Regions from separate parts of the Homo sapiens genome. Here region 1 is linked to region 2. The links are chromatin loops, found by intact Hi-C in ENCODE. Cell type or tissue: PC-3. All regions are shown on one strand. Links, peaks and the distances in the headings refer to the core of each region. The heading gives the core; the rest is flanking DNA.

What was found. Hi-C counts contacts between places; a loop is a spot of excess contacts. Peaks named below come from ENCODE experiments on the same cell type or tissue, not always from the same donor. Only the 100,000 strongest peaks of a DNase experiment are listed, where the experiment ranks them.
Region 1: a loop joins it to region 2, with 2.3 times the contacts of the local background. A loop is called at or near these places in 3 of 110 quality-filtered maps.

The regions. Positions count from the first base shown.
Region 1 is chr3:87,763,008-87,770,838 of GRCh38, reverse strand. No RefSeq gene overlaps it. Among named protein-coding and RNA genes, the nearest start is that of HTR1F, 26 kb to the left of the region's middle. In PC-3, for the core only: no CTCF peak of the experiment used is centred there; a DNase peak (open chromatin) is centred at 3,918.
Region 2 is chr3:87,346,990-87,354,820 of GRCh38, reverse strand. No RefSeq gene overlaps it. Among named protein-coding and RNA genes, the nearest start is that of POU1F1, 74 kb to the right of the region's middle. In PC-3, for the core only: a CTCF peak has its summit at 4,037 (motif pointing left); a DNase peak (open chromatin) is centred at 4,010; H3K27ac peaks cover 777 bases.

The DNA.
Region 1 (7,831 bases), core at 1,713-6,712, 420 kb before region 2:
CAATAATAGTGGATGACTTCAATGCCCCACTGACAGCATAAGACAAATCATCAAGACAGAAAATCAACAAAAGGAACACTGGACCTAAATTGGACTTTAGAACAAATGGACCTAACATATATTTGTAGAATATACAATTGTAGAATATACATTCTTCTCATCTGCACATGAAACATTCTCCAAGATAGACCATATGTTAGGCCAGAAAACAAGTCTCAAAAAATTTAAAAATTTAAAATCATGCCAAGTATCTTTTTGGACCATAGTGGAATAAAAATAGAAATCAATGTCTACAGAGACTCTGAAAATGATACAAATATATGGAAATTAAACAACATAAACTTGAACCATCTTTGAGTCAATGGCTAAATTAATATGAAAAATTTAAAATATTTTTAAATGATTGAAAATCAAGATATAACATACCAGAACTTTTGGGATACAGCAAAAGCAGTGCTAAGATGGAATTTTATAGCATTAAATGCCTACATCAAAATAATAAAAACATCACAAGTTAACAACCAAAAATTTCACCTCAAATAACTAGAAGAACAAGAAAAAAATTAAGCCAAAAGCTAGCAGAAGAAAAGAAACAACAAAGATTAGAGCAGAACTAAGTGAAATTGAGAACAAGAGAACAATACAAAAGATCCATGAAATGAAAAGTTGTTTCTTTGAAAAGATAAATAAGGTTGATAGACCACTAGCAAGATGAACCAGGAAAAGAGAAGATCCAAAATACACGTATTCAGAAATGAAAAAAGGAGACATTACAACTGATACCACAGAAATAAAAAACAATCATTAGAGACATATGAAAAACCATACATGCACAAACTTGAAATCTGAGGAAATGGATAAATTCCTGGGAACATACATCCTCCGAAGATTGAATGATAAAGAAACAGAAATCCTGAACAGACTAATAAAAGTAGTGAAATTGAATCAGTAATTAAAAAAATCTCCCTCCTCAAAAAAGCACAGGAGCAGATGGATTCACAGCCAAATTCTATAAAACATTCAAAGAAGAGATGGTACCCATCCTCCTAAAACTCTTCCAAATAATCAAGGAGGAGGTATTCCTCCCTAACTCATTCTATGAAGCCAGTATTACCCTGATACCAAAGCCAGGCAAGAACACAACAGAAAAGACTACAGACCAATATTCCTGATGAACATAGATGCAAAAATCCTAGCAAACCTAATACTAACAAACCAAGTGCAACAACATATCAAAAAGATAATTCATCATGACCAAGTGGATTTTATTCCAGAGATGCAAGGATGGTTTAACATATGCATATCAATAAATGTGATTTGCCACATAAACAGAAAACAAAAATCATATGATCATCTCAATAGATGCAAAAGAAGCATTTGATAAGATTCAGAATCCTCTTATGATATAAACCCTCAACAAACTAGGCATAGAAGAAACATACTTCAAAATAAAAACATTCATATAAGACAAACCCTCAGCAAACATCATATTGAATGGGGAAAAATTGAAAGTATTTCCCTTAAGAACTAGAGCAAGACAGGAATGCTCATATTCACCACCCCTATTCAACATAGCACCAGAAGTACTATGATTGCCAGAGCAATCAGGCAAGAATAATTCAAGGATAATTATATGAATGTTCAAAATAATAACATTCATATAAGACAAACCCTCAGCAAACATCATATTGAATGGGGAAAAATTGAAAGCATTTCCCTTAAGAACTAGAGCAATACAGGGATGCTCATATTCACTACTCCTATTCAACATAGTACTGGAAGAACCTGATTGCCAGAGCAATCAGGCAAGAAAAAAACAAAGTACCAAATTGAAAAAGAGTAAGTCAAATTATCTGTTTGCTGATGATATAATCTTACATATGGAAAACGTTAAAGTGTCCTCCAGAAGACTCCTAGATTTGATAAATCGGTTCAGTAAAGTTTCAGGATACAAAATCAATGTACAAAAATCAGTGGAACTTCTACACACTAGTAACAATCAAACTGAGAACAAAATCAAGAAGCCAATCCCATTCGCAATCACTACAAAAATAAAATACTTAGGAATATATTTAACCCAGAAGATGAAAGATCTCTACAAGGAAAACAACAAACATTGAGGAAGGAAATCATAGATGACACAAGCAAATGTAAAAACATCCCATGTTCATGCATCAAAAGAATCAATATCATTAAAATGACCATACTTCCCAAAGCAATCTACAGAATCAATGTAATTTCTATAAAAATATCAATATCATTTTTCTCACAATTAGAAAAAAGAATCCTAAAATTCATATGGAACCAAAAAGGACCCTAAATAGCAAAGCATACCTAAGCAAAAAGAACAAAGCTAGAAGCATTACATTACATGACTTCAAATTACCTCAAGGCTATAGTAACCAAAATAGTGTAGTTCTGGTATAAAAATAGACAAATAGATGTATGGAACAGAATGGAAAACCCAGAAACAAAGCCACATACCTAAAGCCAACTAATCTTTGATAAAGTCAACAAAAACATACATTGGGGAAAAGACATCTTATTCAATAAATAGTGCTGGAAAAAATGGTTTGCCATATGAAGAAGAATGAAACTGGATTTTAACTCTCACCATACATAAAATTAATTCAAAATGAATTAATGACTTAAATACAAAACCTAAAACTATAAAAAAAAGAATACCTCAGAAAAACTCTTCTGAACATATGTTTAGGCAAAAAAATTCATGACTAACACCTCAAAAATAAAGTTAACAAAAACAAAAATAGACAAATGAGATTTAATTAAATTAAAAAGCTTCTGCATAGCCAAAGAAATAACAGAGTGAACAGACAACCTACAGAATAAGAGAAAATTTTTGCAAAACTTGCATTCAACAAGGGAATAATATCCAGAATCTATAAGAAATCCAAACAGTTAACAACAATTTTAAAAATCAAATAACCTCATTAAAAAGTGGGCAAATTATATGAACAAACATTTCTGAAAAGACATAGAAATTATCAATAAGCATATGAAAAAAACTCAACATCACTAATCAGAAAAATAAAAACTCAAACCACAATGAGATACGATCTTATACCAGTCAGAATGGATATTATTAAAAAGTCAAAATACAACAGAGGTTGTGAGGCTGCAGAGACAAGAGAATACTTCTACATTGTTGGTGGGAATGTTAATTAGTACAATCTCTACGCAAATACCTAGATTAGGTAATTAGTACAATCAAAAACTATATGTTGTCAATTATAAGTGGGAGCTAAATAATGTATACAAATGAACATAGAATGCGGAATAATGGGCACTGGAGGCCTGGAAGGTTGGGACAGCGGGAGAAGGGTAAAGGATGAGAAATTATTTATGTACATTATTTGGACGATGATTATACTAAAAGGCTATATTTTGCCACTACACAATATATCTATGTTACAAAACTGCATTTGAATGTCCTACATTCATACAAATTAAAAAATAAGTTAAAAAATAAAATAAAATATATTTTAGCCATTATTTCTTTGGATATTTTTCTGCTTTTTTTTAAAATTTGATACTCTTTGCCAGGGTAGTCTATGAGACTCATTTTTGGTTTTCATTCCAACCCAAGAGGACCCTCTTACTACCCGTCTCTGTCTCTAGCTCTCTTTGTTAGATTTCTATATTTTCTATATTGGAAATGGTGTAGCTCACCACACTCATGGAGCTCCCATTATCCTCTTATTTGTTTTCAAGATTGTCCCTAAGCTTGAACTTTCCCCGTACTCTTTTCCAAATAAAGTCAGGTCTTTTGGGGAGTGTTTCAGAGCTCTCTCTTCTTATTGTCTTCTCTGCCCCTGAACAAAATCTGTGCACGACTGCTCTAAAGCTGAGTGTAGGGATATTGTTTCACTTGTCTTTGAGTGACACACTGTTTTACAAGCAGGAAACTGGTTGGAACTGCATACCTTTGTTCTTCTTAGTTTATTCCTCCCAGCATGGAAGGGACAAGCTCACTTAGACTTATAAGTGAGCTGGGATGAAGGTTAACAAGGTCTCAGCATTCTACAACTCCTGTGCCTGGGGTTTAGCTTCTGTCCTAGAATGGGGGCTAGGTCAGTTATTCTTGCCTTGGAATAGGGCTACTGTAACAGAGAGCTGGGTGGCATGAGAAACGCGGATAGCCTGCCTCTCCTGGGAGATATTCTAGATTTTAACTGACCTTAATTCTCCTGAAAGATATTGCAGCTGGAGAAAGAGGGAGTCTATGTTCTTGGTTGCTCCCGACTAGATTGAAGTTTCTACTATGCTAAGATGGAAGGGAAAGGAAAGAAATGGGTCATGGTTCAAATGCCACAAATGCTCCTTGTTCTTATTGTGTGATTATTTAGATTGTCTTGAATAAATGTTTCTTTATTTGCTGTATGCTTTTAGGACAATTTGCAGTTTTTAAACATATGCAGACACACACACAAACACATACACACACTTTTCTTTCTTTAAAAGGTATGCTTTCTTCACTGGAGACAGGATCTGTGGAGTTTCTTACACCAACATTTGGAAGATAGGCTTAGGTTTGGCAGGGAGGGGTTTGCCTCCTTGCAAAGGATAACTTCTAGACAGCAGTTCTTAAAGTGATCTGTGGACACACAGTAGTCCCTGTGACCTTTTCAAGTTTACCACAGGCTAAAATAATAAAATTGATAATAACCATTATGATAATAATGTGTTATGTTACTTTTTTCACTGTGTTGATGTTTGCAACCACAGTGGAACAGCAATGGGGGGAAAACTATGGTGTCCTGGCATGGATCAAAGTAGTGAAACTGAACTCAACTAATAGTCACTGTTCATCACCACCACTCAGTCACAGGAAAAAAATACAAGTTTTAATTAAGAATATCTTTCATGAAGCAATAAATATTATTAATTTTACTAAATCTCTAGCATTGACCATGTCATCACTTTTGTTACATACCAAAATATGACAGTTGTTCTGAGAGAAAGCATGTGTGCCATTGTTTAAATTGCAAGCTAGAATAAGTCTTTCATGAAATAAAAGTTTTTTTTAACTTGGAAAAATTAGGGACAAAGTTCGTTTATTCACATTTGATGTTTTGATGCATTTTTTGTCAAAAATGATGAAATGGGCTTGTCACTTCAAGGCCATTAAATGTCAATATTTTCTCAACAATAAAATGTGAGATATCAACATAAAATTAAAATTAGAATGTCTATCACTTTGTTATTCTAATACTTAAAGTCTTTTATCACACAATTGGTGGTGATATTAATTAATACGCTTGTTAAAAATTTAGACTAATAAAAGAGTCAACATTTTGTAGGTATGCATAGCTTAGTAAACCAATATTTTCCAAATGACCAATGCTTATAAAGTTATGACTGGGTAAAGAACTATTCAAAGTCCAAGACAGGCATATAAATTTTAGTGTAACAGAGTTTATAAAGTTCATTGACATGGTTTCCTATTCTACGTTGCAACTACCTTTTGAGAAACTATGACATGATGAGTATTGATGTAGCATTTAAAAATAATATTCACAATCATCTGAAACGCCTATTAAAATGTTCTTATCTTTTCCTACTACATACCTGTATAAGACTATCTTGTCTACATATATTTAAACCAAAACAATGTATACCTTGAATGCAGAAGTATATATGAGAATCCATTCATCTTCTAGTACTTGACATTAAATAAATCTACAAAAATGTAAAATACTTGCTTCTCATTTTGTTTTGAAAAAATATATTTTCATAAATACATATTAATTATATCTCACATAATGAATTAACTTTGGTTTTTGGAAAAGGAATTAATGTTTTAGAACTTTCGCTGCTTTAATTTTGAATACAGTAAATATTGATATTATATATGTCAATATTATACCACTCATATAAACAGTAGCTCTTTGGGTCCTCAAAAACTTTTTAAGAGTGTAAGGGGAGAGAGCTAGGGCAGGGGTTGGCAAATTTTGGCCAGCCTGCAGGCTAAATTCTGCCCTCTGCCTGTAGCATGTTTTTGTATGCCCCCAGAACTAAGTATGGCTTTCCCATTTTAAAGGGTTAAAAATAAGACAAAACAAACAAGATAGCAAAAACAAAACAAAACAAAACAAAAAACCAGAAAAATATATGACAGAGACCGTGTGTGGCCTGCAAAGTCTAAAAATACTTTAGAGAAAAATTTGTCAATCCCTTTTCTAGGTCTTCAAATTTTTTTTACATCATTTTCCAACAGTGTTTCAAATTATTCAGATATCAAATAAAACATTTTCATTCTCTTTAGAGGAAACTTCTGACAGCTAAATGGTTTTTTTTTTTTTGCAATTTATTAGTAATTTTCACAAAAATCAAGTTTTCTAGATGAGGATAGTTCCAGTCTTCAGAGTTTCTATTTTTTTTTAATTGGGTTTTTTTTTTTTCGACATTCTATTCACTGGGAAGGAGAGAGGCACCACTAGAATTCCAAATGGAATACATTTGGGATTCTAGATGTTCTACAATTAGCAGAACCATCTCACACCAGAAAAAATGTTCCCATGCCTTATAACTTTTTAATCTCTCTCATCAGACACTTATTTAGATTTGGGCACATTTTATTTCAGTGAGCCTATAGACTAAATCCAGAGTACTTATTAAACAAATCTTTGTACACAGGTTTAATGTACACTTAATTGTTAAGGAATACAATATTATTAATATATGGATACCATTCACTCATTTATTTATTTATTCAGTCATTCAACAAATATTTAGCAACTATGTGTTAGTAGTTGTCTGATGTTATGGGAATACATACGTTAACAAAAATGAAAAAGAAAAAATATTATTGCTTTCACAGAGGGAATGTATTGTCAAGATCAAGATAGTTTAAATTATGCTGTGGTGACAAGCAACCCTCTAAGCTCAGTGGCTTAACACAACAAAAGTTCATTTCTCACTCACGGACACACTGCAAGTCCATCATGGTTTCTAGAGGTGATGATATTCGTGAGTCACTCAGGAATCCAGGTTGATGGAAACTCCTTTATTCAGTAATTGTGCCTTTCAGAACATGTAGCCTCCTCCTTGAATACTTCAGCATAGGAAGAGACCCTACTTTTACTGTTTAGCCTGGACATGGTGCATGTCATTTGGACCAGAAGAACTAGTCACATGAATATAGGCCATATAAACAACTGGCCTTGCCTAACTTCAAATGATCTGCAAAATAAGGGGGGCACATTAATGTTTGCTGAGCAATAGTATCTCTGGCACAGGAAACAAAAAATAAATCACATTTTTAAAAAACCTATACAGCATACTATAGAAAAAAAAGGTCAGAGGAGAGTAGACAGTACAGACTATGATGGGAAAAGCTGGAATTTTAAATAGACAGTAGGATAAGGCCTCACTCAAAAGGCAACATAAGCAAAGTTTTAAATAAAGTAAGGGAATAATCCACGTGTCTATCTGGGAAAAAAGCATTCCAATCAAGTGGACAGCAAGTGCAAAGATGATGGACTAGAAGAGTCCTGGTATGTTAGAGGAATAGCAATGAGGACAGTCTTGCTGAAGAGAACTGAAAGGAGGAAAGCTTAGGTGAGATGAGGTCAGAGAGGTAAAGTCTGGGGATGTAGTGATTAACTTTAGTGTGTCAGGCCATTTTAGGACTTTGGCTTTTATTCTAATCTGGGAATACACTGAATGTTGTTAGGTAGATGAATGTCATATTTTAACAGGATCACAGCTACTGTGTTGAGAACAGACTCTGGAGAGACAAGGGTAGAGCAGTGAGATCAAGTAGGAGATCATGGCATAATCTATGCGAACATTGTTGGTATCTTTTATT
Region 2 (7,831 bases), core at 1,949-6,948:
AAACTTCCCACTTCTCATCTCTTTTTCTCCTCAGTTCACACCAATGAGATCACTTTACACTTGTGGACACCTTGGCCCTGTTTGCTTTCAGCTCCATCCTCTTCTCTATGGCATAGACATCACTCCTGAAGCCTGAATTTCCCAGGTTTCCTTCACAAGTGGTTGCCTGCTGGCTTTGCCAGTGTGAGGCACTGGTGGGAGATTGTGCAACATCAGGAAGCAAGAAGCCAGGGCTGTTCTTGTCCTCTGTCATCAAGCTGTAGTGGAGTGTCTCTGGGAGTAGCAGTATCAACTCCTGCTCTCATTGGGTGGACAGGCTCTGTTTCCAGCTTCTGTGGGGTGACCTTTGTCCCTGGAACTAGTAATACCTCCTCCTCCATTCTTCTCTAATGCAGAGGTGATAGTTATGTTCTGCTGTCTACAGTCTCTGTTATCTCAGTTTCCCTATGTGGATGCTCAGCTCCTTCATACCAGTTCAATCAATTCCCTGCATTATGTTCTTCCTGTTGTAAAATCTTGAAGTGATTTATCTTTTTCTCACAAAACACTGACTCATATAATACCTAAAAAATATACAAACTGCTAGATTTGAGTCCCATTCTATTCTCATCACCCAAAATTGGTTGAGTCTAAATTTGTCATCCTCCCTACCTCCTATAATAATAAATAAATTCCTTTCTCTGTCAATGGCAAATTTCTTCACATGGCCTTTTATCGTATCTCTTCCATTTTCCTTAATTACTTATTTTTTTTTTAGTTTTAACTTTTTAAGTATGCATACAATTTATAACTATAATAAGATTTTAGCAGAATTTTTCTTCAAAAAGCCCTCCCTTGGCTCTAAATTCCTATACAGTGATTTCCTGAACTTCTTTGCTTCCTTTCTTATTAAATGTAAGCAAAAAGTTGTTTAAACTTACTGTGCCCACTTCCTTACTTTTTAGTCTGTTTCAAATTAACTTCCATTGACTGGGTGCTGTGTCTCACGCCTGTAATCGCAGCACTTTGGGAGGTCAAGGAGGGCAGATCATTTGGGGTCAGGAGTTCGAGACCAACCTGGCCAACTTGGTGAAACCCCATCTCTGTTAAAAATACACAAATTAGCCGGGCATGGTGGCAGACGCCTGTAATCCCAGCTACTCGTGTAGCTGAGGCAGGAGAATTGCTTGAACCTGGGAGGCGGAGTTTGCAGTGAGCCGATATCACGCCACTGCCCTCCAGCCTGGGCGACAGAATGAGACTCTGTCTCAAGAACAAAACAAAACAAAACAAACAAAGTAACTTCCATCCTCACCTCACCACTCTATCTGAAACCTGCTGTCAAGCTGGATCAGCCTTTAAATAATGAAACCCAGTGAATACTTTCCTCCCTACTTCAATTGCCTGTACAGTAGCTTTTGACAAATAGCTTGTTCTGGCCTCTGTTAGATATTAAGATTCCACACTGTTCTGCATTTGTTGTTCCTCTCTTTGCTTGTTTACTTGCTGTTTTCAGTTTCTCTGTCTCATTTGCTCTCTAACTCCTCAATTTAACTTCCAAATTCAGGATTTCCTACGGGCTTAGAAAAGGTTTCCTTAATCTCTGACTTTAATCTCTCATTGGGTGATTTAATTTTCTACGGGTCTGTTTAATGTTTTATTGGGTGATTCTTTTTTCATGGATTTAAATATCATCTCCATAGTGATGGTTTCTAAAATTTTAACTTCATTAACATTACCTTTCTAAGATTCATGTCAAATTCTTAATTGAAATCTCTATTTGGGGATCTCATGGACAGTTTATATTTAACTTGTAACAGTTTAAATATCATTTTTTCCCAGTCTTACCTGTCTAACTTATGTCATAAAATAAGAGCAATGTAACACTTGTAGCCCTTGTCAGAATTCTAGGAGACATATTTAAGACCCTTCTAATTTTAATCCATTAGTAATAAAAATAACATTTATTGAATGTATATTATGTGCTATGCACGACACTATGTTTACTACAGACATTATTTAATCTTCACAATCCACATATGAGGTATATATACTATTATACACCTCCTTTTCTACAGATGGGAAAAAGCTTAAGTGACTCATGGAAGGATGTTTAGCTAGTAAGTGACGTAGCCAGGATTTCAGAACAGACCATTTTGTTTCAGAGTTCATATTTTTATAGTCATTACACTATATCTCAAATTATAATAAAACTACACGTAACACATGCATAACATTTATTATGATCCAAGCACAGTTGTAAGTGCTTTAGATATATTAAATCATTTATGAGGAATATATTTTTATTATGCCTATTTTGTACATCAGGAAACTGCACAGAGAGGTTAAGTAATTTTCCCAAGGCCAGTAAATCATAGAGACAGAATTTAAAACTGACCTAGGCTCCAGGGAGTGTGTTCTTAACCATAGTGATATCCACACTTTTGGTTGACCTGTGGATTCTACCTGCAAAATCCATTTTGATGTTTTCCATGGCTAGAGAGCAAAATCATGCTAAGGTTTGTAGGAAGGATGCCAGAATGCATAACTTGTTAGGGAGCTGGAATGATAATCAAAATATTCCAGGTTGGATTACCTCAGACTACAAAGTGCAAAGAGATGTTTCGGATTGTTATTAAAATGTCTGAGTCTAGCCAGTTGACAAATGCAGGCCTCACAGTAGGAAAAACCACCACTAATTCTTTCAGCAAGCTAGGTAACTATTACAGGTAAGCAGGAAGCAACCTGAATGACTCTGTTAATCATTATGAGAATGTGAGATGGATAAGCCAGACAGAAATATTCATACTTTATAGTCTCATTTTATAAGAACCAGAAGGGTTGCAGGAGGCATCATTTTGCCAAACTACTGTGCAAGTGCCCTGGGACTAAGACCCAGATATTCTAATTCATACTCAGATGGTCTTCCTATTACATTATGTGTGCATCCCTTGGTTCCTTATTGGAGTTTTCAGAGTAAGCCAAGAAATAAGGCCGTAGATTTGAGAACAACTAAAGATACACGAAAAAGCAATGCCACATATTAAGAAACAAGGAAACTGGTATCTGGTGGTCACCTTACTAAGAAAAAATTTTGAAAGGTTAACTTCAGTATTCACAGATTTTGGCAGATAATATTTCAAAATAAATTCCTATAACTTGGAGGAGAAGAGGAAAGGAGTGGGGTTAGCTTTTAGAAAATCTATTTTCATATCATGTTTGGTTGAAATATTTTAAACTAGAATACTAATAAGCACTACTGAAGATATTTCTACAGTTATAAAATTGTATAATATAGAAAAATATAAATGTATGTGGGACCAGCTCATTTGCATGTAATTTAAATATGTCATAAGAGAGTTGAACAACAGCGAACTTCAAATAGAACTATCGGTTATACTAGAGTATAGGTACAAAATCAAGATTAATCAGGAAAAGTTAAGAAGTATCTTTATATAGACCACATTTTGTAACCAGTTAAATTTTAGAAAAAGGTACATATGTTCTCAAAGTTTAATTTTCACATTGACATATATTGTGAAAGCAAAAAGAATAAGGTTTATAGGAACATAATTGGGTGCTAAGATAGGTGAGGTTAGAGCTATCACAGATGCATAGGTTATAATTTAATGAATTCTTTTCTATATCATTATTAAAATATTTTCTGAAAAATAACGGGATTGTTGGTGGAGGACAAGAATCATCTACCAAAAACTCCTGAGCTAGTTGGTTTTCAGAAATCATAACTTTTTGTATTTGAGAAATGTAATGTGGAGCTTAATTTAAATGTTACATAATCCTCGGGGGTTTGAATAGCACCCTATAATCAGTCATATTAATATTTACATTACAGAGAAAAAAAAGACTATAAATATTCTATCGTCAGGTTAAGTCAGATTATTCCACAAAATAAGTTCAAGTTAGGTCAGATTTTGCCCTTCCAAAGTGAGTTAAGGTAACAGTTTTCAGAGCTTTAGGGTATCAAAACTGCACGAAGGCTTGAGGCACTATCCAAGAGCACCACGGTGATTAACAGTGCCATCTAGTGGCAAAGAAGTGAATCTGTGCACCCGTACATATTTGTCAATGACTATAATGCTAGTAACACTTATATTTAACAAAATAATTAATCAAGTATTTTCTCTCTGGGGATATAAAAATAGATAAGAAATTTTCCCCTACAGAGAGGAATTTTTAGTCTACGAATAAAGACATTGTGTACACATACTGTCAGTACAACATAATTAGTGTAATGGAAGATGGTAATACGGGAGAGGCTCTTACTTGGATCAACTGGGGAAACGTTTTCTGAAAGAGGAAGCAGCTGAGTGAAGACTTGAAAGTAGATGGAAAGGGGTAAGACTGCTTCTACAAAGAAAATGCAGAGAAGAAGGCAAAAACAGAAATCCAAACTGATAGAGGTATTGACATAAGATAAAACTAAACAGGACAAGAGGAAAGATTCCTGACTCATATATAGTAACTTCTTGAATGCCAAATGTTAAGCATGTTTGTTTATTTCTAGTTTTTAATATTCTATTTGATTTAATGTCACTGCTCTTTATTATCAGTCTTTAATGGAAAATAAAATTTAAAATTATATATTATGTCCTATATCTATAAAATAACTTCAGATTCTTTTGGAAATTAAAAAAACCTATTTTTTTTATAAATTATAAAAATAATATAAAGTATTATTTTAAATAATTAATCATTTGCAACTTACAATATAAACCTTAAGGTATGGGCAGTAATCTACGCATGAGGGTAAAATGTGTCTCAATTAGAGAGTTAACTGGATTATTGCATCATAACAATTTACCGTCAATCCAATTGACTCTACTGATAAGTGTTTTAAATTATTATTTCATAATTTTTCTAATAATGACTCTTTTTTTCATTTTATTTGCTTCTATTCTTATTGAGACCTATTTTACCCTCAATTGTTTTGCAATGTTTTTATGATATTTGGACATTCTGGTCCATGTTTCCCAAATTATAGCTTTATTCCAATTTTAATGTAATAAGAATATTTATTTTTCTATTTGGTGAAAATCTCTCAGACTACCACTCACGGAACTTTTTTTTTTTCTTTTGGCCTCTGTATAGATCAAACCGGAAGGATTCAGAGCCATTGCAATTCAATAGGCCCATATTAAGATACAGAAAATGCATTTGCTATTCTTCATCCTCTAGGTAGTGGCCGCAGATACCTGTATGTGGACACATATACACAAAAATGCAACTTTAATTTGATCAAACAATACTCATACTTACTATTTATAAAAATTTATAAATAAATAAATAAAAGGCAAGCAAGGATTGGTAAACAATCTACAGAGAAAAAAAAATTTGTTTAAGAGTGTGATGCCAAGAATGCTGTGTACCTTGGACAGGCAAAGAAAACTAAGTTCAGTAGAATAGTGAGAATTAAAGGCAGCCGGCAAGGAGGCCAGAAATGCCTCTTAATTCCAACTACATTTTTTTCGTACAGGTCTTCCTCCCTTTCCATGTTCTGTTATGTTTATCTGTTCACAGTCTTTCTCCAAGAGACTATGAAAGCTTTATGAAAAAGTCCACCTGCTGTTTAACTTTGTATTCCTTGTATGTGGCATAGTACATAGCATGTATGCATTTTATTTATTTGGATCTATATTCACAGTAAATAAATTCTTTATTACTTTGTGCTGACATATGTACACCCTTCCCTATTGCTGACCCGCACATGCAAGAAGCCTTAATAAGGCTGTATGAGATAGAGCAAGAACACGGGGTTCTTCAGCACAGCCCAGGAGCTGCAGTCACTTTATCAGATGTCCCTTCCTTAGTTCCTGATATCCGTTCTGATTCCTTTTCCCCCCACTGAGGCCATGTGCTTCATCGTAGGCACAGTGAAATGCCAAAACAATGTTTGTTTTACATTTGTCACTACATTGCTCGTTCATTTTGCTTAAAAATAATTTAATTTGTGAAACTGTCAAAACTACAAATTTAGTCAACATCTTAAGGCCTTATAAATTTTTCTTTTTAATTTCCTTCCATCAATAAAGAGACACAGTGTTAAAAGTCTTCTATTACTGAGATAATTTTAATAATCATTTTAATTAGAACAACTAAACATAAGTTAGCTAAGTGCATAGTGAATAAAGCAGCAAAATACTCTAAAGAATCTTATTGGGGTTGAAGAAATGAACTATAATTATCCAAAACCATGGGTTAAGAAGAAGAAAGAAAGAAGCAAGGAAATTGAAGGCAGAGAGGCCAGAATGATAGTGAAATAACCATGTTAGATGAATGTGTCTTTTCCAGTTCCTTGGGTATACAATTTTTATAAAATGTGAAAGAGGCTACATGGATGATCACAGATTTGTTCTTTTATGAAAACTTAAACAAGATCTTAAAATATTTTCCCTTTAGATACCACAATTTTTTTCTTTCTTCTTCACAAATGAGCTTCTTTGGAAATGCTGATTAATACAATAAAGACAAAATTTTATTAGTTTTATTACTACTCCTGTTTGCGTCTCATCTTGAAAAGTGGAATATGAATCATTCCTTGATCAGCTTCTCTTATGTCTATTAATGTTCAGCATCATGTCATTCCTTTGTCTCTTGGGTTATGGGACCCTGATGCTTTCTATTTCCTCTACATTTTCTTTTAGGCAAGATTTCTGTGCAGCCATAGCTTGCCACTTGTCTTTTTATAATATTTGGCAAGTGGAAATTATACATCTTGCATCTACCCTTCTCATTTCCTTTAGATTGGACCCTTTTCATCCACCATCTTTATCCTACTTTATATTGATTTAAAAGCATCTTTTCTCTTTGTTTTCCTTATATATTTTATTTTTTTGTTTTTGTACATGCAAGCATATAACTGGCTTACTTTTCATCAATTTTATGACACTCTATTTAATAATTCAAAAAGTCATCTTATGACTTCCTGAATATGGCTTTTATAATTCGACCTATCTTCTCATATCTTCTGATGGTAGTCTTTCTGTCCCTTTCTTTTAGATCTTATGCATTTGTTTTCATTTTTCTGTTACTTTTTAATCTTTTTAACCAGTGTTAGTCTTTTTTTTACCAATATGCATTAAATAATCCTGCCTGACTTCATATCTTTTTCTGTTGTGTCCTTGTTAAATTATAAAACACAAAATGATATATTCATGTAAAAATCATGGTTTTCCTTCTTCCAGTGGAAGACATGTTAGAGATGTTTATCTCCTAATATTACCTTTAAAATCTTTAGAAATATGCAGTCTATCTGTGCAAACCAGATAGTTAATATACAGATAAATATCTAACTCATTACAAATTTTTTATAAGATACAGAAAGTTATAAAAAATAAATATTTACCCCATATTTACTCATACCATTAGCTCTTCTAAAAATTTTGTAAGGAGATTAAAGTTCTTTCTTTCACCCCTCCAGTCGCACCAAGGTAAAAACTGAGAGTTATATGTACTTCCTAACTTTCTGCTTTACTTATGCAGGCATCATAATACATATATCAATATGTGTATCTATTTTACAAATCTCTTTCTAACACTTCTTGTTACATATCAGCGTGTAACCTGCATTTTTGCTTAAAATTAGTTTATTACATATGATACATTTCCTTTAAAAAGATGCATGATGTAGATGGCGCCTTAGTTTGCCTCCAGTTTTTGCTAATATAAACAATACTGAAATGGAATTTAGATATATATGTACATATCACTCTGTGTATGTGTATATGTACCTACCTAACTACATGCATATGTACATACATATATATACACATATATTCACATTCTGTTATTTATGTGGGATAGATTATTACAACAGGAATTGTTGGATAATGGA